Linked DNA regions of Mus musculus: region 2 is linked to region 1. The links are chromatin loops, found by intact Hi-C in ENCODE. Cell type or tissue: left cerebral cortex. All regions are shown on one strand. Each heading gives the region's core, and the rest is flanking DNA. Links, peaks and the distances in the headings are about the cores only.

Evidence for each region. A loop is a pair of places that touch in the nucleus more often than their neighbours do. Peaks named below come from ENCODE experiments on the same cell type or tissue, not always from the same donor. Only the 100,000 strongest peaks of a DNase experiment are listed, where the experiment ranks them.
Region 2: it touches region 1 in a loop (4-fold over the local background); 2 of 42 quality-filtered maps call a loop at or near these places.

The regions. Positions count from the first base shown.
Region 1 is chr5:18,016,074-18,029,013 of GRCm38, forward strand. Gnat3 (guanine nucleotide binding protein, alpha transducing 3) reads left to right here. Exons shown (of 8, transcript NM_001081143.1): 8 at 3,405-3,595. The coding sequence ends at 3,595. Among named protein-coding and RNA genes, the nearest start is that of Gnat3, 60 kb to the left of the region's middle. In left cerebral cortex, for the core only: a CTCF peak has its summit at 7,463 (motif pointing right); DNase peaks (open chromatin) are centred at 2,993 and 7,477.
Region 2 is chr5:18,360,191-18,373,130 of GRCm38, forward strand. Gnai1 (guanine nucleotide binding protein (G protein), alpha inhibiting 1) reads right to left here and starts at 223. Exons shown (of 8, transcript NM_010305.1): 1 at 1-223. In left cerebral cortex, for the core only: no CTCF peak of the experiment used is centred there; no DNase peak of the experiment used is centred there.

The sequences.
Region 1 (12,940 bases), core at 2,619-10,618:
ATGTGGTAGTACCCTTGGAGGGTAGAGCAGGGCTCTGGATACCCTGAATCTGGAATTACAGACAATAGTGAATCACCTTGTAGGTTCTGTGAACCAAATTTAGGTCCTTGTGAGAGTAGTATATGCTTTTTAACCTCTGAGAAATATGTCCACCCGCCTCTGTCCTAACCTTTATTTTTTGAGACATGGTTCCTCCCAGAACTTGAAATTCATCTATGCAAGTTAACCAGCTGATCAACGAGCTTAATGAATCCTCTTGTTCCCATCCTCTTTCTCACTCCTTCCTGGGGTTTACAGAAACCCACTGCCACACCCTGGTGTATTCATACATTCTGGGAATCCAAACCCAGGTCCTCACACTTGTGTGGTGGGCTCTTTAGCAACTGAGACATCTCCCCCGCCCTCCTGTTGGATCTGAACATGACTATGATTCCCATTGAAAACACTCTCTCAAAGAGGACCGTTTGCCATACTGTGGAAATTAAAGCAAACACCAATGGAACAAACTGGAAAATGTGCAATTGGTGAGAGTAGCTGCTCTGCAGACACATCAAATGATGCCGTAGGCTGTATTAAATTCTGTATAATAATGTCACTGTAGTCACATTATCTAGAGCTCACAGTACCACACTGGAGCTCAGTAGCTCTTCAGAGTCTACAGTGTTGTAGTCTATTGAACAACTGGAATGGATGTGGCAACAGTGTCCCTTCTCTTTCAATTCCTAATGTCCCACCATTTCATTGCTAATCCTATCAGTCAGTTGCTACTGAGACCATGTAACATGAAACAGTTGGTTTACTTTTAGGGACTACGTTGAGAAACTTAGCTGCACTGATATTAATGAAATTATCTAAGACTGAAATGGTTGAGATTTAAACATAAATGTATGTCTAATTTGACTCTCTGGGTATTAGATGTCCTAAGATCATGGTAGTCTGTCAAAGTAGGTATTTATGCTGACTAATCTTTACTTAGAATGTGTCATTCTATAGTTGCAAACATCATCTATAATGCCTGTACATCTACCATGTGATAAGTACAATCATGAATCTATATTTAATAATGTACTTTAAATATAGACACAGTTAAGGGACATATTTATAATTAATACAGTCTCTTAGAGCAGGTTTTATTCAGATATATGAATACTTTGAGAGTGCAGAGATTTTATGTATTTACTCTGTCCCCCCTCCCATAGGATCCAATTAGTCACATCTTGTATTGATGCAGTGTGCTTGTTGTAATTGATGGAATGATGTTGACACAAAATTAACTGAAGTCCACAGTTTAATTAGGCCTTGTTCTCTGTGTGTTTTGCTAAATGCATGAAATGTTGGCACCTGTTATTAGTCTTCTGTTAAGATAACAAATACCCAAGGTAAATCAGACGGTAACAAGAATGGCATTTTTCTTAATCTCATAATTTGTGAAGTTCCAATCTATAGTCAGTTAGCCCTGTTCCTTCTCAGTCTGTGGCAAGGGATTGTGGCAAAGGGAGCCTGTTAGCTCTCTATCAAATAGAAGCAAGAGAGAAAGAGAGAGAGTTGAGAATCCTACAGTCCCCTTTGAAGGCACACAAAAGACCTCCCCCGAGATCCCACCCCTTAAGAGTTTCTATGATACCCCCTGGTGCCAAGGACCACATCTACAATAAAATATGAAATAGTTCTATTGTTCTCAAATAACCAAGGTTTCACCTATATATGTAGCTGTGCAGTGGCTATGGGTGAACTGGGTTACTTGAAAGGGGGGCTGGAAGTAAGAAAGAGGTGAGTTTGAGAGAAGAATGAAGCCAAGACAAAGGTTCTGATCCAGGCTCAAAGTTTCATATTCAGCACTGCATATTCAGTTTATATAGGGAGAGCCCACTGACCATCCTTTGTTTCAGCTGGATTATGGCGTAAAGCAAGCTCAGCAGGCAGTCTGCTCCTCTAAATTCCTGTAAAAAAATTGCAGGTGCAGATAACTTAGGTTGTAAAACCCATTGTGGCAGGCAAGCATTCAAGGTCTGCTTAGCCTGCTCAAGGCTGGGGGGAAGGACACAGTCCCCAAACTCCAGAAACTATAAATGTTTCTAATATTACTGTTTCACATTTTCCAGAATTTCAAACTGCTGGAATTGTGCAGTGTAGAGCCTTCCCCAGTGACTGGAACAGTTTGCATTCCCACTAGCCTAAGTATAGTTCCTATGATTATGAATTCTTGTTAATATTTACTATCCCAAGCTTTTCATCTTTGTCTTATTTTATTGTCTTTTAATTCATTTGTTTATTTACTAGCACTGGGTATTGACCCCATGGTCTTTTACTAGGCACGTTAAACTCAGCTCTGTCACTGAGCCACCTCTAATCATTGTTGTATTATACGATGCAAATGCTTTTTTTCTCCTATTATTTTTCTTCTAGGAGCAATAAAGTATGAAAGTGAAAATTTTATCTCTAACTCATTAGGAAATCTTCAGGGTCCTTTCTATGGTGTCCTCAGTATATATATATTTTTTGGTGTGAAGCCAATCAGTTAGCTAGTTAGCAGCTCCATGTCTGTCAGCTTTCCTATTTTATGTCTACCCTTCCCCATTTGATCTGCGTGTCATTCCACTAGAGTTTTCTCACACATGGAGTTAAGGGCCACTCTCTATAGCTGTCCACATTTCAGCTCAGCTCCTCAGTCTACCCAGCAGTCAAGCCAAAGAGCTGCCTTACCATTTATCCCATTTCATTTGTATACTGCCTCTACTAAAACTCATGCATTTGCCTGACCAGATCTTCCCAATTCCAGTCTATTTCCCCACTCCAGTCAGAAGGACCAGGCGAGGAGTGTCACCGACCATGATCAGTTGCACTTTCTTGCTTTCCTTCATACATTTTCTCTTCTCTCTTAGTAAGTCCTTGCTCAACACTCTTTCTGCATCCTAGCCATCTGTCATAGTCTTATTTATTTTAGCTTGTATTGAAGCATATCCATAAGTACATGAGCATAACATGAGGTATGTGTTTGAGTGTGTGTTATTTGCCTTGTTATGCCAGTTTTAAATTTTTTTAAAACTAAAATTATATCATTTCTCTCTGCACCCCCTCATTCTTACCCCATCCATATCTGACCATCATCTTCCTGCCTCCCAAATTCACAGCTTCCTCTTATTTAATGTGGTTACATATGCATCTAAATGAAATAACATATAACTCAGAAATTCCAGAAAAGCTGGCATAGTATATGATACCATGTGGGTGCTACACAAATTTCTAAAATCCGACCTTGGACACATTGACTTTGAAATTGAGAGATGATGTGCATAAAGATTCCATATATAAATAGTAATATACAACTTGTTGGTGCTATTTATAGCCACATGATTTTTAAGATGAGATTAATGTTTACTTCTTTCACTTCTTTCTTCACTTAGGACCAAACACATTTGAAGATGCAGGGAACTACATCAAGAACCAGTTTCTAGACCTGAACTTAAAAAAAGAAGATAAGGAAATCTATTCTCACATGACCTGTGCTACTGACACACAAAATGTCAAATTTGTGTTTGATGCAGTGACAGATATAATAATAAAAGAGAACCTCAAAGACTGTGGGCTCTTCTGAGCAACATCACCTGTGATAGCTATAGTCCTTTTAATACAAAAAGGTGCTGTGTATTAGCTTGTATAAATATTAACTGATTTAGAAATGTAACTAGTATTATAAAACAAAAAAAATCACACAAAAATGTTACTGTGGTGTCACATATATCAGGATTCGGTTTTCTTGGGGAACGGAGGGTAGAGTTGCTATGTTCTACTGCTAGAATCTCATGTATCTTGGTAATGATCTCAATATACATTCATGCTATTAACGTTTCTTGGAAATGACCTATAGGGGACCAATTTTTAATCATAGAGTAAGCAATAGAATGTGCTATAATATTTTCCAGGTAGATTTTGATAAGCATACAAAGCCATGTCTATACTACAGAAACTGTACAAAATGATACAAGATATATTTTTAGTCATCAGCTCTTCAATTAGGGTGCCCCACAGTATACACAGTACATGCTTTTGCTGATGGGAAATTGCATGTATTATATATATATATATATATATATATATATATATATATATTTTTTTTTTTTTTCTGATTGGAATTGGATATTATTATAAGTGATATCCTGGGCTTTAGAATTACAATGCTAGTGCTTAAGACTAAAAGGTTTCCTTAATAGAGTTGTTTTTGCTTTGTGGATTTCTGTAATAGTAGCAAGGACATGAGGAAATTTTATATGTTAGCTCTTGAGCTTCTCTATTGAAACTGATCTTAAATTCTGACTCTTTAAATTGATGCCTTTCAAACTGAAAGCTTGTACAAAATGTCTTACTTACCTGAAGATAAAGATGATCATTTCTTTTCCTTTTTAAAACGTGTCTGTCCTTTTAACTTGAAGCATTTCCGATAACACTCATTGCTTCTGCATTTGAGAAAACATATATGGTATATATCTATTTTATACAGACTTTTATACTAGTGCATGAAATTGATAATGATTCATAAAAGATTAAACTAGATTTTTTAACAATGAAAGAGTAATGCAAAGAAGAAGAAATTAAGCATTTACCAGTTTGCAGCTCAGGTTGACCTTGATTGTATGTCAGTAGATCTATTTCACTGCCACAAAACAGAAAACTACACTAAATAAGAGATCCTTACTACATTATCTGTATCTTATTCCTCCCCTGATCAAAAACCACAAAAAAGAAAGAGGTTAAAATATCTCTTAAAAATGTGGTTTTTAATTTTAAATTTTTTAGTAGAAGTTGTAAATTACTGAAGTGTATAAGACATCAATGACAAAAGCATCCTGAAGAATTATTCAGCTCTGACATTGGATAAAGTTTTCTGGCTGAAAAATCAACAAGTATATAACAGACAGCATTTTGATGGAGATAGACAATGCTATAAGATTTCAAGTTCAGAAAGCAAATATGTTAATTATGTCTGATGCTTTATTACTACTCTCATGTAATCTATCTTTCTCTGGTAGTTCATGGAGAATATTTGAGAAAAGAGAGAAAACTGTATTATTTGGAATATTAATACTATTGCTGGTTTGTGTTTACTTTGACTCAACTTTAGTTTTCACTTTCTAATGGAGTAGTCAACATTATCCAATTTGTCTTTCCAAAACACATAATTATTTTGAGCTCATGTATCCTGGGCTTGTCATGGCTTCACCATTTATCCCTCTCTTGCTAGAACTTCTGTTACCCTGACTCAGCCTCTATTCATGGTGTTATTACAACAATAACATGCATAACCATGCCCAGATAGTTTGGGCTCTAGAAAAGAAAGAAAGAAAGAAAGAAAGAAAGAGAGAGAGAGAGAGAGAGAGAGAGAGAGAGAGAGAGAGAGAAAGAAGGAAAGAGAGAAAGAAAGAAAGAAAGAAAGAAAGAGAGAGAGAGAGAGAGAGAAAGAAGGAAAGAGAGAAAGAAAGAAAGAAAGAAAGAAAGAAAGAAAGAAAGAAAGAAAGAGAGAGAGAGAGAGAGAAAGAGAGAAGAATGGAAGGAAGGAAGGAAGGAAGGAAGGAAGGAAGGAAGGAAGGAAGGAAGGAAGGGAGGAAGGAAGGAGGGAAGGAAGGAAGGAAGGAAGGAAGGAAGGAAGGAAGGAAGGAAGGAGGGAGGGAGGGAGGGAGGGAGGGAGGGAGGGAGGGAGGGAGGGAGGGAGGGAGGAAGGGAAGGAAGGAAGCAAGGAAGGAAGGAAGGAAGGAAGGAAGGAAGGAAGGAAGGAAGGAAGGAAGGAAGGAAGGAAGGAGCAAATTGATACTGATTCTTTCCTGCAATTCTATGATTAAACATAAGAAAGATCTTACACAATATAAAAATAGGTATTAAAGTATCAATTTTTACTAAGGAGCAGAACTTTTAGTAGGGAGAAAACAAAGTCTAGTGTTGTTTATTGTTTTAATTTTAAAATAAAATCTATATTTATAGATGTACACTATTTGTGGTTAAAGAAAGAAATTATCTGAAACCTGGAAGACTGACTAATGCCTGAGAAATTCCCACCAAGAAAGGTTATGTTAAATTGGCTAAAGTGAACACACCTGCTTCAAAAGGGCACCCCATCTTGTAATTGGACAATCAGTTACTTTAAAGCATCTCAAAGAAGTGTCCTGTGCTTTACCGTCTCATATTCAAACACATAAAGGACAGTCAAACACACCGAAATGAATGCCACACAGATACACATATACATGATCCATCATAGCGATGATGGATCCATCCTCTGTTATCTGAGGCTTCTCTTCTTGCATGAGCACATTTCTCACCTTTTTCTTGCACTAGATATTTGTCCGCAAGGTTTGGCCAACGCAGACACACTGTACTACCAGAGAAATCTGCTATGCCCTTAACTCATGGATCCCTGTCAGCCACCACAGAGCTTTTCCAGAAGCATGGACTGCTCAGTGGATTAGACTTTGCTTGCTGGTCCCAAGACTAGAGTGATAAGGAAAAGACTTAATGTACCTCATCTCACAATATTGTGAGAGTTGTTGACTGTGAGAGAGTACTTTCTGGAAAGGGAGTTTCAAACTCTGTCAAATGGAAAACTTTTATTCTAAATGTCAGCAATCCAACTGGTGAACAAAATATATAGATTAGTGGCAGTCTGCACATGTCTCATAAAGGGTCAGCCAAGTGTTTCAGACCTTGAACCTAGTACCCTCCCTAGTGCACATGTTCCTACCTTGTCCATCTCCCACTTAGCCACAAAATGTCCTTTGAAACACTAGCTGAGAATTATTTAAACTTGACTTCACCCAGCAATATAAACACAAGAAACTTTTTATTTGTGTGGCTTTATCACTTCTGAATCATAAGGAGACACAGGCTAAAGTGTTATGATTGCTGAACAGAAACCATTTGTAAGATTCATGGGAGAACTTATGTGTTCTATCTCATAGACTAATTCTATTTTGAGTGGAATTCATTAAAAAGCACCTTGGGTCCCCAGTGGAGGAGCTAGAGAAAGAACCCAAGGAGCTGAAGGGGTTTGCAGCTCCGTAGGAGGAACAACAATATGAATGAACCAGTACTCCCAGAACTCTCAGGGATTAAACCACCAACCAAAGATTACATATGAAGGGACCCATGGCTCCAGTCACATATATAGCAGAGGATGGCCTTATTGATCATCAATGGGAGGAGAGGCTCTTGGTCCTGTAAGGCTTGATGCCCCAATGTAGGGGAATGCCAGGACCAGGAAGAGGGAGTGGGTGGGTTGGTGAGCAGGGGTAATAATGAGGGGATAGGATTTTTGGTTTTTGGTTTTTTTTTTTTTTAGGGAAAACTAGGAAAGGGGATAACATTTGAAATGTAAATAAAGAAAATATATAATAAAAAATAAAATAAAAAAATATAAAGCCCTTTGCACTGATGCCTTTCTGAAGACATTCTTACAAGTGATTCTGTTGCCACATGGGGGCACACTTACATTATGTGTTTTCAAACCAAGTGTTGCAGCTCTACTTTGGACTAGCAATAATGTTGATGAAACAGATATCACAAGTACACAAAAAAATCATACTTCATCCTGTCCTTCTAGCTCAATAGTGTGTGCTTGTCTCCTGATAATCACCATAATTTGCAGAAGTCCATAAGTAACAAACTATTGAAGCACCTCTGTCTCTGTAGAATGTGCAGACCATTCTTTGCATGGTCTTGTTATATTCGGTGGCTTTTAATTGTTTAAATCTGAATGGTGATTACGTTTTAAATCTCCCATTATCCTGTGTTATGTTTCAAATGCTGTTTAGTTCATAGTGTCGAGTATAAAAAAAAAATCATCTGAGGGTTCACAACTACAGTGTTTCGCATTGTAATCAACTGTCTGCTTATTAATGAATGCTCTTTCATAAACCATAAGTCACAGTAAAATTTCATTCTGCTAAAAATGAGAGTAATTCTCCTACTCTGTTTATTACAGTGCTTTTTCAGTCACCGATCTACCACATTAGAGGAAACATTCCCTGCGACACTTTTTCTTCCTGACACTGCTGGGATGACACATTTTTCATTAGTAATGGCATAAGTTTTCCTTCCAGCCACATTTGTCACACCAGATAATAATAAAAGAGTCACATAAAAGAACAAGAGACCCTGATTTACATCAAGGGGACATTAATGGCCCTCTAATTACTATGAGCCCTTTCAGATAAAGAATAATGTATGAGACTCACAGCAAAAACATTGTTTTATTTGAAAGACTTATTTTCTAAAGTCAATTCAAATTGTCACAAAACTAAGCAACATATGTAATTGAAAATTGTCAAATTTTGCTTCAATGTATATTGCTTAGTTTTCTCTTCTGACAAAGAAAGAGTGTCAAACATTGAAAGTTTTCTATTATGACCAATGGAGAATATTTAAATTTTAACACATTAAGAATCTTAAACTGGAAAAAAGATCTGGACGGCTGTTCCTAGCCTCAGCATAGATTTGCTATGCAGAGCATCCTGTCCAGAAGAAAAAGTAATGCCTGCTATAAATCTATTTACAAAATTAATAATTGGCATATCAGGCTGGTGAGATGGCTCTCAAATAAAAGGCACTTTCCCCCAAACCTGATAACCTGAGCTTGAAGAAAGAGCTAGTTCTCGGGGGCTGTCTCACATTTGCACAGTCCTTACATATCTTCCACATACAAACAAAGTAAATAAATGTAAAAAAATCAGAATATTTATCCCACTTAAATATATGAATGGGAGCGTGTATATTTTTATACATAGAATATAAGATAATTCACAAGCAAAGAAAAACTCTGTTCCTTGCAGAGTTAAGCAATGAGAGCAATCCTTTAGAGACCCAACCCAGCCATTCTTCAAACTATCAGTAACTGTGAAGCAAATAACGGGCTTGCCTGTAGATGGATACTTTCTCTGACATATTAGAAAACTAAAACCATACACCAGAACATAGTTCTACTGTGAAACATGGCGAAATGAAATGCGTACAGCACAAGACTGGCCTGGATGGCGCATGCTCAGGTTAATTACCCTTCCTTTTCTCTTCCTCTTGCTGGGGACTGAGCAAGGCTTAGTGTACGCATTGCAAGCACCCTATACGGGGTTGCAACCCAGTCTCAATGACACTTTAATATTAACACATTTAAGTGGACAATAAGCCAACAATGATTCATAGTCTACTTAATAATACATTAGTTTTTAAAAAAAAAACTCTTATATTTTAAAATGTTGCCATGTAATAATTTTACTCTAATATACAAGAATGTTTCATGCTTATGAAAGTTTAAATGAAAATCAAAGCTCTTGAAACATTTTAGTGAATTTTTCAATATTAAAATTCTGAATGAATATCCAGGCTGCCCTAAAAAGAGAATAGAGAAGTCAGGTACTATTTTATGCATTTATTTTCATGCTTTGATATCTGAAAATTATTATCATTTACGTTAATCATAAATTATAGGTATATATATGTTTTTCTTGTGTGTATGTATGTTAATATGTAACAAAAACTCATCTCAAAAATTTTGCTTTCTCCTGTTAACTTTCTTGAAACATAACCTCACCAGGCCTAACAAAATGGTTTTACTTTCTCCCTATGAATAGCAAGTTCTGTTACTGACCAAGGGCAGGACATTATCTCATACTTCATAAAAAAAACAAAAACAAAAACAAACAAACAAACAAAAAAACCCTAAGCCACCCAAAACCCATATAGGTAAAGAAGTCTTGTATATTCTTTAAATGAGTGAAATCTACAATTTTATTAGTCCTTTTTAAAAAGATTTATTTATTTATTATATCTAAGTACACTGCAGCTGTCTTCTGAAACTCCAGAAGAAGGCATCAGATCTCATTACGGATGGTTGTGAGCCATCATGTGGTTACTGAGATTTGAACTCAGGACCTTCGGAAGAGTAGTCAGTGCTCTTAACCGCTGAGCCATCTCTCCAGCCCTTATTAGTTCTTCATAAACTCACAAATTCCAGTTAAATTAATTAGGAGTTGCACTTTGTTGTGCACTATTTCCAGGATTTCACGAATAAATTCTGCATTAGGATTATTCTAAGACAGATTCAATGACTTCCACCACTCAGGCTTTCCGTTTGCGCTGAATTACAACCAGTTTGCAATCTATTAAACTCACAGAGAATAAAAATAATGGAAGTACACAGCTTGACTTTCTGATAATCATGTAACTGTCTACAGGATGTAGCAGGGAGATTAACCTATTAAAAGCAGCATTTTTACTTCAACGATTTCTTTTCTTTTCTTTCTTTTCTTCTTTGCTTTGTTTTGCTTTGCTTTGCTTTTTAGCCTAGAGTTTTATTTCAGAAGAGGTCTGTCCTCAAACTCCAACTACACAGAGGCTCAGCAAGTGTCTGTATTTCCTTTGTGATCAATGACTACAACATGCCCTCTGAGCCCCCTACATTTTAAAAGTATTCCAAGCAGAGGAGGCTGGAATATTTAATATCCATTGCTGTTGGTGACATTAATCTCCCATTGTACAACAAGTGGGGACGTTAGAGCTGTATTGGAAACATGCTATAGTTTAAACTAAATCATCAAGTAACTCATGTAAGTCCCCATTACTAGTCCAACAAGACTGCCAATAAACAAGGGAGATGCAGCTGAGCAAGAACTGTGCCATTCCGGAGTGCTTGTTTTCATGTACAGTTGTATGACTACAATATGAGATGCCATACCAACTAGGACTCAATGAGCATTATTTATTTCTGGCTACATGTGAGATTTGTTATTTAAAGGGAGTATTTTCAGACTAGAAAAGTGATTTCTTCCTTTCAAATACTGCTGTTTGAAGCCATAACAGACAACTGAATAGACTAATTGCCTTGACCTTGACTTATCAGCTGACTACAGAGGTTTGGCAGTGAGGTCTTAAATTCTGTTATAGCACACCCCACACCTTTGACACAAGGACAACAGTAATAGTGCAGTTGGAATACTGAGAAGAATGTCTACATATATTAGATGAGCAGTTACCAAGAGAAGCTGCATAACACTTAGCATGTCCTTGTGCTGCTTGCTGTATAATAGAAGTTTAGACTGTTCTACCATCGTGGCAGGGGACCTAGGCAAAGGGCAGAGTCGAACAAAGTGCAGGGAAATCACCCCTGGGCTGGAAACCTAACCAACTCTCTGAGGCCGGAATATTCATGGATTTTGAATAGAAGAACATATACCTGCCACTTTACCAGCATGACCCCTATCTACCCAGGCAGCAATTGTCCTTCTACCCACAGGTGAGCATAGTCCTCACTATGAAACAAGGAACTTTTGTTTGCAACAGAGACCATTGTAAAAGCCACAGCCAATTAAAATCACAGTTGTGACACCTAGTCCTAACTGTTATATTTCTTTCTTTTTTTTCTGTTTTGCACAAACAATGGTAACGCAATCGCTGGGTGCAACAACTAAAATCCTAACTTGTAAGCCTTGTTACATCTAATTTCTCGGGAGACAAATTCTAGCAGATTCACCATAAGCTGGGAGACACTAGTAGCTACATCTTGTCCTCACGCTATCCCCCACCAAAAGGCTCTAACTTTCCCCTCCTCCTTCTCTTCCTTTGTCCAACATGGATGTCCTGACTATTTGCCCAGGGATTGTGGGTGGATCCTTATTCATTAGGGGACTGGTTCACAAGAAGTCACCTTGGTATGTTACTTACTCCTTCTCCGCAGCTCCTCCCAGGAGAGTGGAATTAGCATCAAAATACAAACAGCACCAGGTCCATCCACAATACATCCCCTCTTCTGTTCCAATAAAAAACAAAACCTTTCTCTCAAATATAAACAGGGCACAACTATTACCTTTTTATAATTTATAAAGTATAAGATAGACCTAACACCCAGTCCATCATTTATGTCATCAAGACAGAACATTGTCATCCATCCTAAGTTAAGAGATTTATGATTCTACCTTGACTTATGTCTTGGTTTTCAGAGTGTATGCTATCTGAAAACCATCCTCTCAAATCCATTCTCTCAAAGTAATTAGCCTGGGTTGGTTATAAGACTATAAGTAGTTTTTCAACCCCATCAGAAATTTGAAAATGACCACCATTAACTGAAAATACAAAGGAAGCCTAACACAGCTTCCAGAATTGAAACAAATTGTAGAGACAGCTGCCTACCTGTACAGCCCCAGTAAGTCAGTAAGTTAGAGTATCCATCTCTCTTCAGCCTTCTGGCCCAGGATCATCTGACAGACTTAGAGAAACAGAAAATGAAGGACTAGCTTATTCTGCCTCAGCACAACTAAGCTGTCCTAACCTGTAAATTGTGTCTGTAGATGAAATGAGGCAAATCTTGCCTAGTGGCTATCTCGTCACAACTGGAGAAACTCCATTGATGCTCAATTTCTTCTCTGAATCCAAGAAAGGGAATGCTGTCAGGAGTAGACTTGTCTCAACCACAAGTGAATAAATAACATTAAATGTCACATTCTGTGGATTTCTGACATTTTTGAAAACCAACTATCTATATAAAGTAATCTGGACTGTTTTCTGTTAACTACTCTCAGCTATTTCTAATTAAAATATCTGAAAATACCCTAACAATAAACTCGGAGCCATGCATTTGCTATTTGGCCCTTAATTCACAGACGTAAGCATCTCAGATCAGTTTATAATAACAGCAAAAGAAGGACTGGGTCTAAGCCCTATACTTTAAAATTTTTAGTATCAATAGAGGAAATTTATACCAATGAAAACTTGGTTTTGCATCAAAATAAATTCTGTTACAAAATAAGAAATTATGACTCCAGTTTACTAACAATTAAAAAGGTTTCTACCAAATGAGATTATGGCTATGCAATCAATTCTAGCTATTCCTCCCTGTTCCAATAAAGACCATTTCTACATTCCCTAGAAAGACAACCTATAATAACCCCCTTCAGCCCCAAAGCCC
Region 2 (12,940 bases), core at 3,306-11,305, 340 kb after region 1:
CCTCGGCGCCGGGGCCGGCTGGCAGAGCGAGGAGAGGCTGGCCCGGAGGCGGCCCCGCTACGTCCTCAGCTCCCGCAAGCTGGAGGCGAGGTCTGCTAGTCCGCACGCTGCCGCCTCGGGCGGCCGTCCCTGCCGGCGACACTCCGCGATCCGCGCCCGCGAATCCCTGCGACCGCTAGGCTCTGCCGCCGCCGCCGCCGCCGCCGCCACCGCAGCTGCCCGTGGCCGAGCCGCAGCCGCGCACAGCCCGAGCGAGCTCGGCGTCCGCGCGCCGCCGCGGCCCCGCCCCTGCCCGCCCCGCGACCACTCCCAGCGCGCGCTCACGCCCGCCCGCGCACGTGCCGTCGGACAGCGCCCCCTCCGACCGCCGCGCGCCCGCGTGATCGCCGAGCCCAGCTTTTCCTGCAGGTCCCCCCACGAGGTGCCCCGTGCGGCCGCTGACTTCTCCAGCTCCGCCTGGGAGCTCACTAACCCCCTCCCACGCTTTGGAGACCACTGCGGGGGATCCGTGGGTACCTGCCCCTTAAGAGCGCGAGTGGGACGCTTGCCAAAGTTGCGAGCAAGGGGTGAGGAAAGGCAGTCCAGGGCATTTGAGCATGCCCGGAGCCTGCAGCCACCCAAGGGTTTACAAAATGTGTAGGCTTAGGTAAAGAACCGTGGGAAATAGAGCGAAATGAGCGAGAAATGGAGCCCTGCGAAACCCGAAGTGGGGAGCAACCAAGCGGGAATTGGGGTCTTGGGGTTGCCAATGCTCACTTCCTCCCTTGCCTTTTCTCTTTTCCTCTGGCTCTCCCTTTGATCTATGCTCACCTCCCTTTTCATAAGGGAACACATTTCTAAGGAATTTCTTCCTAATCCGACAGAAACGTTTGACAAAGAATCAAAGAATTGTTTTAAAATGGCGTGAGCAGTAAAACACACAAACAAGTCTGCGGCCTCTGTGGTAATGGATCGCCTTTAGGGCACTTGTAAGTGTCTTGCCAAGCTGCCTACCCATGGTTTATGGCTCTGTTGTAACTCCTGTGCCAGTAGGCATGGCATTTCTTTTTGTAGGCCTTAGCTTCCTTGCTTTTAAATGAGCTGTTGATCTACACTACAGTCCATCTTTCCAGGGGCAGGCCAAGGACTAGATGGCTTTTCATCCAGCGTGAGGGGAGGAGCATAGGTGGAAGGTTGGACTCTCCTGTCAGTTGCACTGCTGATTATAGGAGAAATGTTGATGAATTAGATGATGAAGCCACTAGCAAAGAAAATACATTCCTCGACGAGATAAAAATTAGGCAATTAGTCTCTGGCTCCCATTTGAATATTTAGCTTCAGGTTGGGTCCCTCAGAGCAAGCAGAGCTTATAGGTTTCCGTTTTGTTAGAGTCACACCTGCGGGGCACAAGATAAGCAATCTTAAGAACTCCCTCCGCTTTTTGTTGGATTCTTTCAAAATAGAACAAAACCCGCACACTTTTAGGGTACTCGGTCACCTTCTACCTCCTTTGTGTTTCCTGACACTCCAAAAGTTCATCAAGAATTCCAGAATTAATGAAATCTAATGTGACTGGGCCATTTGCAGCCATCAGTTGACTGTCCTTCCTCCACGGTTCAGGCCAGATAAGTGTGGGGCCAGCCAAAAGGGAAACAGGACTGAGGCATGGTGAAGCTGCACACCTTGTATAGGAATTGTCAAAGACTTATATGAATTGCCCCTTCCCTTTGAAAAGCTCGTCAAGGACATGAGGAAATAATCCTCACTTCTGAGAGGATGTTGGAAGAACTCTCCAGGGAAGCTGGTGGGCAGGGAACTGAGCACTGGAGCCCTGAACTGGTTGCCATAGCAAAGTATGGTGATCACATGACTTCAACAGCAGGCATTTATTTCTCAAGTCTGGAAATCTAAGATTAAAGGGCCAATGGATCCAGCTCTCTCTCCAGTGAGGGTTTTCTTGAGGAAAGAGGACCAGGGATGAGAGAAGAGAATTCTTTCTTCTCATACTGATATTGGCCCGCCACGTTCAGGATTCCATCTCTATGTACTTCCCAAGGGCTCTGCCTTCCAGACCAGGGTGTTAGGGCTTCAGCCGAAGGGTACTGAGGAGACATAAGCATTCAGTCCAGACTAGGGAATATTTTGTTTCATATGAATATCTAACTAAAAGATTAATAGGCAAAGTGTGAACAGAAGATGGCCAATATTTTATGATTGAAATGAAGTTTGCTGTGATGACTGAAATGAATGGAATGAACTTTTAAAATGAAAGTTTAAAAAGAACTATAAATATTGAGGTAAATAGTTGGACTTGTTACAGTGAGTGCTAAGTGTGCGTACATTCTTCTGAGTTAGGTAATAGAGATATAAAAGGAAAAATCTCTGCATTAGATGAAAACAAATGAGTTACTTACTATACTAATAAGTGAATGACATTGGTAATTCAGATATGAGATGGTAACCATCACTCACACTAGTAATATACATAATTATGATTTTGCAAAATATGACTCAGCAACATTATCAAGGAGTTGGAACAACCATTACGAAATCATCTACTATAGAGTACGTGAAAGAGTAAAATCGAAATTACAGAGGTTAAAAACCTACGTCTGAACACACGTTTCCCTTCAGAAATTCGTGATTGTTTTAACAGCTATACTAATTCCATAACACCTATCAATTTGAAATGTTCAGTTCAGTGGCTCTTAGTAGAGACAGAGTTCTACAACCACACCATTTGTGAAATGTTTTGTGCCCCACCAAGAAACCCCATATCCTTTAGCCATTCCCCCTAATCCAGTCTATTCTTCCAGCCCTAGAAAATCACTAATCTCATTTTTCTTCTTTTGCCTAATCTAGACATTTACATAAACAAAAAGAACCATATAATATCTAGCCTTTTATAACTGACTCCTTTGATTTACCATATTACTATTGGTTTTGAATGTTACTTCTTTCTATTGCTAAATGATGCTGAGTCTCATGTGCTAAGATAGACACACACATCAAGAAACAAATTGGGACATAATTAACTAAAAAGCATCAGGGTTTGAAATAGCTCTAAACTGAAATGGAAGTTTCTGGATATGTCAGGTGATGCAGACTCACGTGTTGTTTTGCTGAGGCAGGACTCATGGGAGGATATGTGATGTTTGGAGAGAGTATAAATAGAACTCAACAGACAGTGACAGTGTGCTTGCGTAGCTAGCTTTGCAACACTTAGTCTCAAGTCTTCATTGATTTTTGCTTCATTGAGAGAGGGATAGCAGAGAACTTTTCCTGGTGTCCTGGATGATCCTAGTCACTCCCACTGATCCATGCTGATTTGGAAGCCTAGCAGTTTCTGCTGGATGGTTCCACGTCTGCTGATTCATGTTTGGTATCCTGAGACTACTGAACTGGATTGCTGGTATTCTGACAAAAGGAGATTGGAATTTCCCCAAAGAACTACTTCTAAACAGATCCACATCTCCTTGTCCTATTTACCATCTTTTCTCCTCTACCTTTGGATGGTGGGCTAGAAGTGGAGGTTTGAACCATTTGAGGATCCTTATTAAATGTAGGTTTTGAAAAATCTCAGCCTACACTAAACTATGTTATAAAATATCTTGGGGGAAAATTGTGGGTATTTAATGTAGGAATGAGAAGAAACATTTGAGCTGACCATTATTTTCAAACGAATGAGGATATGTCATAAATCAGAGGCCAAGTGACTTTGGGTTGTAGAGGTAGAAATACAAAAAGAATGCTACAGCCAACAAAACTTCCTTGGAGTGAGGGAAAGAGGTGCACAGTTCCTGCTTATTCATCATAGTCTAAGATGTAAACATCTATTTGAGCACTCTAGACCTATATCAGCTTTGAAGATTCTACAGTTCTCAGTCATCAAATGGCCTGGTCCCATTTGAGTCTAAACTGAGACTGCAGTACTCCAGAAACAATTTCTCTGTTCATAATACCCTTACAAGTACAAACAAAAGTTACCCGAGATGTTGGTTTGAGGTTGGAGTAAATTAGTATGCGAGAAGAAACTCAGAAGAGATGGAGCCAAGATACCTCTGGGGACCAAGGAGTGAGTGACAGATCAGAAGGATAGTGTTTATCATTGGATATAGGGTGAACACACTTGGCTTATGAACCCCACTCCATTAACTGCATTGGTTAAAGCTCCTGTTTAGGAAATCAAAAGAATTTGGTTTGGGGACTAGCTGGGAATATTTCGAAATATAGGTGGGGTAGCCTGGCCTTTGCTTTCAATTTGCTTTACAGATCCCAAGCTGAAACCATTCTTATTAGAGGTCATGTGAGCTTTTAAGTGAAGATTTTGGGGTGGAGTGGGATGGGGTAGGGTGTGGGTTGGGTGCAGGACTGTTGAATTAATATAAAGGATGTGGTGGTTAGAACCACTGGTCACCACAACAAAACCTGGACTCACCTAGGAAAGAGACCTTTAGACATTCCTGTGTGGGTGGGTGTGTCTTGATTACATGAACTAAGCTGGAACATCTTCCCAACACCATGACGTAGAAACTGGGCCGGCATCCTCTCTGGTTGAGGCATACTACTACCTATCCATGCCAGCTTGGAGTCACTGAAAGCATCTTTGGTGTTGAGTAGCTTCATTTTAATGATGGACCTTGCTCCACGGCAATGTTTAGTCTCCCTGAAGAAAATTCATGGACAGTGGCACGATGAATGGGATTTATAAATAGAGGTTACAGAGAATATGAGACACTATCATTAAGCTGCAGGATAATCTCTGAGTGCATGTGAATGTGAAGGCATCTTGAGTGACTCAGAATTATTGGGACAATTTTCATTTCCTCAGACTGAAATCTATTTGGGAGATTTAATTTCCTGCTGAAGGTGGTCATTCCCGAGGTCCATAGGAGGCATAGGAGGAGGAGGGAGAGGTTTCAGAATAAACAAACAAACAAACAAACAAACAAATAAATAAGTAGTAAATTGAGCATGATATGTTATTTTTAAAATGTTATCTGGAACATGTATAGAGAAAGCACACTGTCAAAAGTGGAGTGGAGGAGCTGGGCTGTGGTGGCACATGCGTTTAAGCCCAGCACTTGGGAGGCAGAGGCAGGCAGATTTCTGAGTTCGGGGCCAGCCTGGTCTACAAAGTGAGTTCCAGGACAGCCAGGGCTATACAGAGAAACCCTGTCTCGAAAAAACAAAAAACAAACAAACAAACAAAAAAAACATACAAACAAACAATAGAAAGTGGAGTGGAGGAAGAGACTCTCTCAGCCAGTAACCAGGTACTCCTGGGACAGTTCCGAGTTCTGTCTTCAACTTCATACATGGCTTTACAAGTTTGAGGCTCTTCTAATTGCAGTGTCCTTGCATGTAAGCACAAATGTGATGACTTAGACCATCCATAAGGTTCTTGTAATTGTGGCTTTTTGTGAGCCTGCCATTTCAACAGGACAGATGGTTGGCAAATACACAAAAGCACGCTTTGATGCACAGAGGCCTTCCCATGCAGGCTGCATTGGTGAGCAAATACTGGGCTATCTGTGGAGCATCTCTCTGCTTTCTCTGTGCCCACTCTTATCCACTACTGCTCTGCACCCAGTGACTAGAGTCAGCCTTTTAAAATGTCAGTATTGCCTATTCACTTTCCATCTGGAGAGTCCTCTCTAAGCCTCTTAGGATGGCGATGGCTTACAAGGTATTACTTGATGTGCAATGTCCACTCCCTTCAGCCACAATAGTGTCTCCCTTTCTCCTCTTTTCTCTCCATAGTTCAGCCTCACCGACCTCTTGGTTATTGCTTGAAGTTTCCACATGCATCCCTTCTCGGAGCCTTTGCACGTACATCCTATCTAACTAGAGCATTCTTTAGCCAGAGAGTTCCTTGACTCATTCTCTTATTTCATTCAGTTCTCTGTTCAAATGTCACCTTATCAGATGGGGAGTTATCTCTGTCCACCGACGTCATTCTTCATTCCTTGACTCTGCACTATGATTTTATGATAGCTCTTATCATATAGCACAAGTTTTGATACTGCTTATCTATCATCTTCTCTCTTGAGTATGCATTCAAAAGGGCCGAGACTTTGTCTCTCTCATTTCCTGTTTTGTGTCCAATGCCTTCCACAGGAAAAACTGTAGTAAGCAGCTAAATTCAGGAATAGAATCCATTGTTTAATTCATTCAAAATTATTAATTGAAGACCTCTCATAGGCTCAGAACCGTTTCTTAGCACTGGGGTACAGTAGATAATAAGACAGTAACAGTAGAAATAATGGCAGTTGGAGGAGGATATTTTTTAAATATGTAAATTGATCGATTAAGTGAAATAAACATTGGGTAATTGCTATGAAAATAATGAAACCACATTTACAAGAATGTGGCACCAGTCCTGAAAGCAGACATTAAGACTGTGTTAGATGTGATCCTGATTGATCATAAATGCTGGGAAAGCCAAAGGAGAAAGTGTGCTGCTACAGACTGGAGAGACCTCAGGGGCGGCCACAGCTCAAGGCTAGGATTTGTTGTGGCTTAGACTGAGGCAGAAGGGTTAGGAAGATCACCCAATTGAGAACACCACCATGAATCTACTGATTTGGCAGTTGGAACTGTCAGCCTGAGTCATGAACCTCAAGGGCCATTCAAGAAGTTAGTCAAGGAGGGGATTTCGAACTTTCAGCTCAGTGTTTAGGGAATTATGATACATATGGACTAAACACCAGACAGCAAGAAGAAACAAGATTTGGGCGGAATGATTCCACTCTCAGGCAGAATGCAAAGTCAGCAGGCTGGAATTTAGGCTCTTCTGATCAGAACCTACTACATGTAGTAGAGGCAGAGAAAGAGCAGAGAAGTGAAGCTGGCCTTGGCCATGAGTACTTGGAGAGAGGAATGAGGGAAGGGCAGGGGAAGGGGAGAGCAAGAGCAAGAGAGAATCATGAGAGAACGAAAGAGGCAAGAGCAGACAAGAAGTCCCTTTTACAATGGGTCAGGACTACCTGATTGTTGCCAGGTAACTGTAGGGTAGAGTTTAGACAGAATGCTAGCAATGTCTTTGACTGTTGTCTTTAAAACTGAAGACACCGAAGGGTTGTTGATGGGACCACGTGACAGGTCTCAGGTGGGAGGTTTTTTTATTAAAGGGAAGAGAACACAGAGGTGGCCTCTAGGAGAGAGAAGACAGAAGAGATTCGGGGAAGGGGGAAAATAACTTTCCTTGCATCCTTGGCGCATCCTTGAGAGGACATGTAGCAGGGGCAAAAATGTGCGGCCTCCTGGGCAGCTAGTGATGGCGTGTCTTGATCAAGGATCCTTTAAAAGCTGGCTGTGAAGATGCCTGACTTTCGCGGAGTCACTTTCAGCTGTCCATAGATGTCCCTGATTGCCATCAGTTGTAATGATTAAATAAGATGTATAAAATTTTTCCATCACGTGCTCATGACTACAATACAGTGACTAAGATGGAAGGGACAGTTAAGGGCTTTGAGGATCAAGATTAAGATAGAGGTCTGGTTAAGATCTAACTGGGAGAAATTACTTTATAGCCAAACTCAGGGTGAATTATCTGCTTGTAGCTGGATAACAATAAGGTTACATGTGTGTTTTCTTTTTCTTTTTCTCTGTGCCCCTCTCTACCCATCTATCTATCTATATCTGACTTTCAAACCTTTATTCCTCTCTTCCAATGTTTGTTTGGCATATGGTAAACATAATTTCAAAAATGCTGTTCTAATAGAGGATCAAGCCAGGCTTTGACCAGGCTCACAGAAGCTAGCTTCTCAGAGCTACCTGCCATGGCTTTATTGCAGTCTGTTTATTTACTACATTGGATTTTAAAATAGCTCTGTTGACACCTCTCCCTCTGTTCCTGCTTCCTGCTGGCTCAGCTGTTTTTCTTTCACTGCGGGGGCTCTGGTGAAGCTGGAAGGCTAGCAAGTATGTCTCTTGTTTAGTTCAGCAGGGACTTGACAGAAGGCCTGCTGGGGGACAAAGAATGGAGCTGGTCCAAAGGTGTTCTGTGAAGAACCGGGGTGGGGGATGAGTAAGGGGGTGTTCTGTCTCAATTATTGTTGGTGGCAGCATTATTCCACATATGAATACTAGGGAATGTAGAAAGCATTTGTTTAATATGAACAGCTTATTGGGTGTAATATGCAATGTTTTAGGCTATATATAGAATAAAGGGGGAAAACATTTTATATTACAATTGTAAGAATTAAGTTCTTGCATTCTTCACAGAGACTCAACCAAGCTATCTGTGAGAGTTTCTTTCTGTTGCTGCACCTGGGTGGGTGTATGGGCTCCACACCTCCCTGTATTACAACGTTTGGCCCAAGCCCAAGCACACTGGTCCACAGATTTCTAACTTGCTTTCATCATCATTGTGAGTTGAAAATCATTGTTCAGTTGCTTGGGTTTTTTTTTAACCTAATTTTAGGATTTCCTTTGATCAAATTATTCTTTCTCAGAGGCAAGGGACAGTCATCTATCCTGGTACTGGTTAGACAGTGGAGATCCAACAAATACACACTGGAGAATAAGTTAAATATAACCTTAGTGATTCCTTTAAAAAGCACTAAAAGTCTTTAATCACAGGAATGAGTTCTTGGACCCCTGCTGCTAAGGCAGGCTACCTCACTTGGCTCTGTCACTGTCAGAATTTTTAAAGAGAGCAAGTTCAATGCAATAGAGGAGCCCCTGAGGTGGTGTCTGTCCTGCTTTCTGTCTGCTCTGAGGTTTCCTTGCCCTGAGACTTTGCTTGTCTGTAGTTTCCTCATCTGACAATGGATAACTGGATCTGCTGTAATTGCTTGATAAGCCTTTGAATGGAATATAGAAAAAAAAATGAAATGTTTACAACCCCAAGTCAGTGGCTGCCTACCTTCTCTGGCCACTCTGAGTGGAATAGGCCCTGTCCGTGCTGCTGCTTTAACTCACAGTCCTTCTGTCCTGTGGTCATCACATGTGGCAGTTACAGAACACACACACACACACACACACACACACACATACACACACACACACACACTCACACTCACACACACATACACATCACACACACACACACACACACACACACACACACAATTTCCTCCTTTAATAATATCTACAGAGAAAACAAATTTTCTAAACTAAACTAAAACTAAAAGTGACATAGCAGATGTATTCTACCCTGAAAACTGTAGTGTGGAACTATAGCTCAGCAGCTAATAGTGGGTACTGCTTACAGAAGACCCATGCTCAGTTCCCAGCACCTACATGGATTTGCTCCTGAATCTCCAGCTCTTGTCTCTTTAGTAACCTTAAGTTATGTGCATATGTGTACACGTTTTCTCACGCACTCACACGTACGCATATGCACACAAAGTAAGTTCCATAATAAATAAATAAATAAATAAATAAATAAATAAAGTGTGCAGCGGGTGCTTTTGGACAAGATCCTGTACTCTGGGGAGATCTCTATTCCAAGTCGATTCTCTGTCTCTGCCTTCCAGCTCTGCTCTGTATGTTCTTCTTGTTCTTCAGTCCACTCAGGAAGACATCCAATGCCTCTAATTTTCTGCAACAGAGAGCCCTAAACCTCTCTTGTTCTTGAAATACCGCTGCCAGAGATGCCCTCAAGATCTCCCTTTTCTTTCAAACTCTTTCTCAAAGTATCTTTATTTTCTCCTCCCAAAGGAAATATTTCTATCCTTCAGAGAAAGTCTGTTTCTGTTACCATACTACTGTTTTTCTCTTCTTTCATTCCCATGGGGGAGTGGCTTGGAAAGGTACACAGAACGCTGCATACTTTCAGGGTAAGGGGCTTTCTTAAGGGGAAACAACCGTCTTCACCCCGCTGTTCTTTCCTTTCTGTAACCTCAATCATTCCTCATCTAACATTCCAGACTCCCTTAGAATCTGTGTTTGGAACCAGATCAGCATCCTTTCATGACAGGGTCTGCAAAATGCATTCTGTGGATCTGTGGGAAGCCAGAGCATTTTCACATTTGAACAGGCAAGAGAGATCTGAATTTAGTTATTATTTTTTTTAATGCTTCAGCCAGAGAACAAATAAAGGAGATGAAAGGAGAAGCAATCAGTTCCAGTTCTTTGCTGAGAACTTGATGCGTCTCTGGTTTCAGATACCAGGAAACAGTTCCCTGTCCTTAGTACCACCTTTTGTTCCCCTTCAGCTAATTTGCGTTGGTTCCTATTGCTTGCCATCATGAGATTCCTAATATGAGAAACAGTAACAAAATGAGCACTTTGTTAGAGTTATCATTGTTAAAATTGTTCCAATTTTTCAGGAAAATCAATCTTTCTTCCTTCATCCCTCTGCCCTCCTTCCCCCCCCCCCACCTTCCTCCTAAGATATATTTATATTTTCTGCGTCATTTGGATCCCATGATAATCCTGGGAAGAAAATAATGTGGGATTTAATATCCTCATATTATAGATGAGGAAGTTGACTTTTAGAGAAATTAATTGGCATGACCTTGATTATATAATCAGTAGTGGCAGAGGCATAGAAAGAGGGCAGAGCTTCTGAGTTCACCCCAGAGAGAACTGAAAAGGACATGCCTTCTCAGTGGGCCACCTACTTGTTTGTGAAAAGGGTTCCTGTTTGAAAGTGCACATCAGTTCTCCCTATTCACATATGTTGATGGAATAATAGTAGCATTTCAATGCAGCACTTGGGAGGCCAAAATCACTTACTGCCCGAGTAAAAAACAGTCCTATTTATACAGTATACAGCATTTATACATATGCATGTATAAATATATATATACATGTATGTATACATACAAAATATTTTCATACAAAAATATATAGAGATTTATACAGTACACACCATAATAGCATCCAGCTTGATGTACCTGCAGCAGAGGCAATTAACCACCATTTTTCCCATTTTGACCAAGCCCTTCTGAAGAAACAAAGCAATGTAATAAATGAGCCAAATGTGGTGAGCTGGTCGGTATCACTGGACACTTTCTTAGGTGGTGTGCCAACTGGTGTCAACTGGACAATTTCTTAAATAATTCTGCATATTAATAAAGTCCTTACATGAGTTGTCTAGCTTAACATAGAGATCCCTTTCCCAATGCTCAAGGAGCTAAGATCGAGACTTCAAACAATGCTTCAGCCTATAAGTCCCTAAAACCAGACGCTGTGCATCCCTGGGTCTATCGGTGTTGTTAATGGGTCTAAGGGAAGCTTGTCTCTGGGGCCTTGATCACGCACTATGGATTAAAGGACATATTTACCATTGAAGAATTGGATTTCTATGAAAAAAATAACTGAAGCAAAATTCAAAATACTTTTTGTGGTAACTTTAAGTATACATTTTTTTCTCTCAAAACATAAGGAGATAAATAAGACAGAACTACAATGGCACACATGTATGAAAATTCCATATTGAAACCTATTACTTTGTATACTACCATAAAATGTAACTTGCAGAAAGTCTCTCCTTTCCTATATCTGTTATTTTCTTTACACTAAACATGAATCTTTGCAGGGTAGAAATGTAATAGTAGCCTGAGATTTTTTTTAAAAAGTCAATATTTGGACAATATGTTAGCTATTCAATACTGAGTGGTTGATCATGTGGTACAATCAAAGCACAAGACAGAGACGGTCCTATTCATTTTGCTTCCACTGATCAGAGGATATTATGATTTTTGTAGGCTCATTGCTTTGAATTCTGACTACCTGCTCAGTTCTTCCTGAACTGTCTTGTGAAGTGTTCTATTCTGTACCTTTGCAAGCCTGTGAGGGCCCCTAGTTGGATGACACTTTCTCAGGAAGTCAGTGGAAGGGAACCTGTCCATATGTCTTTGACTTCTGAAGTTACTTATGGTGTCTTCCCAGAGGCACACACTAAGGATATAAATAGGCCATAGATTACAGCCACTTATATCCATGAGCTTGTGTTCATTTTTCTTTTTGAAGGATAACATTGCATTTGTCTAAATTTATTTTAAAGTCTTCTTTAAAAGGTTATATCATCAGAGTAATATTTTCAGAAAATTGAGAATAAATTTTGACATTATAAAAAAATGGTGCTGTTGTTAGACATCATTATCTGCTTCATATAATTATTTATTCACTTTATGTGAATAAAAAAGTAGTGCATGTTCTATAAAAACTATTTTCTAAAAATGTCTCCTGGGTTCCTCAACTTCCCAACCATTTAGCAAAGAAGACATGTAGTTTTTATAACCATTCTTCAATGGTAAATGTGTCCTTTAAATTCTGATTCCCAACATTGTATAAAAAAGTAAAAAGTAAAGAACCCATTTGACATTCACTAATAAATAATGCAACGATCCACAAAGTTAGATACTAGGCGGGCTCTCCAAACGGCTATATATAACTCTTATCTATCGTCTTTAAAACAATGATTTTTGCATTACTGCTCAATCAAATAAATAGTTCATTAAAAATAATCTTTATTTTAAATGTCTCGATATAAATATAGGCATATATTGAAGAACCATACATTAGAAACAAAATATACACCATTTACACAATTTAAAATTCCACTACCACATTAGAAAAACTAAAATAAATACCTTGAATATATCTCTGTAGCATATTTCATTTAATCCATTACGTACAAAATATTAACATTTTAATATGTGAACCACAAAAATATTAAGATCTTTTATACTCTTTTCTATATTATCTGCAAAAATCCATTAAGGATCACTGTGTCTTATATTTTTAATAATTAAGGCCACATGTAGCCATGCCAAACAGTGTTGTTTGCAGGAAAATACTATTCATTGCTTTAGTCTTCATTTTACCTCAATTACAACTAAATAAAATTAAATAAAACCTAAATTTAGTTCCTCATTTGTACTAGCCCTATTTCATATATTCAATAACTATATTTAGATCTATATAATAAAACTTGTGAATTGCAGGGTATAAATTATTAAATTAGAGTCCAATCAGGTAAAATAAGTTCAGATATTCATAG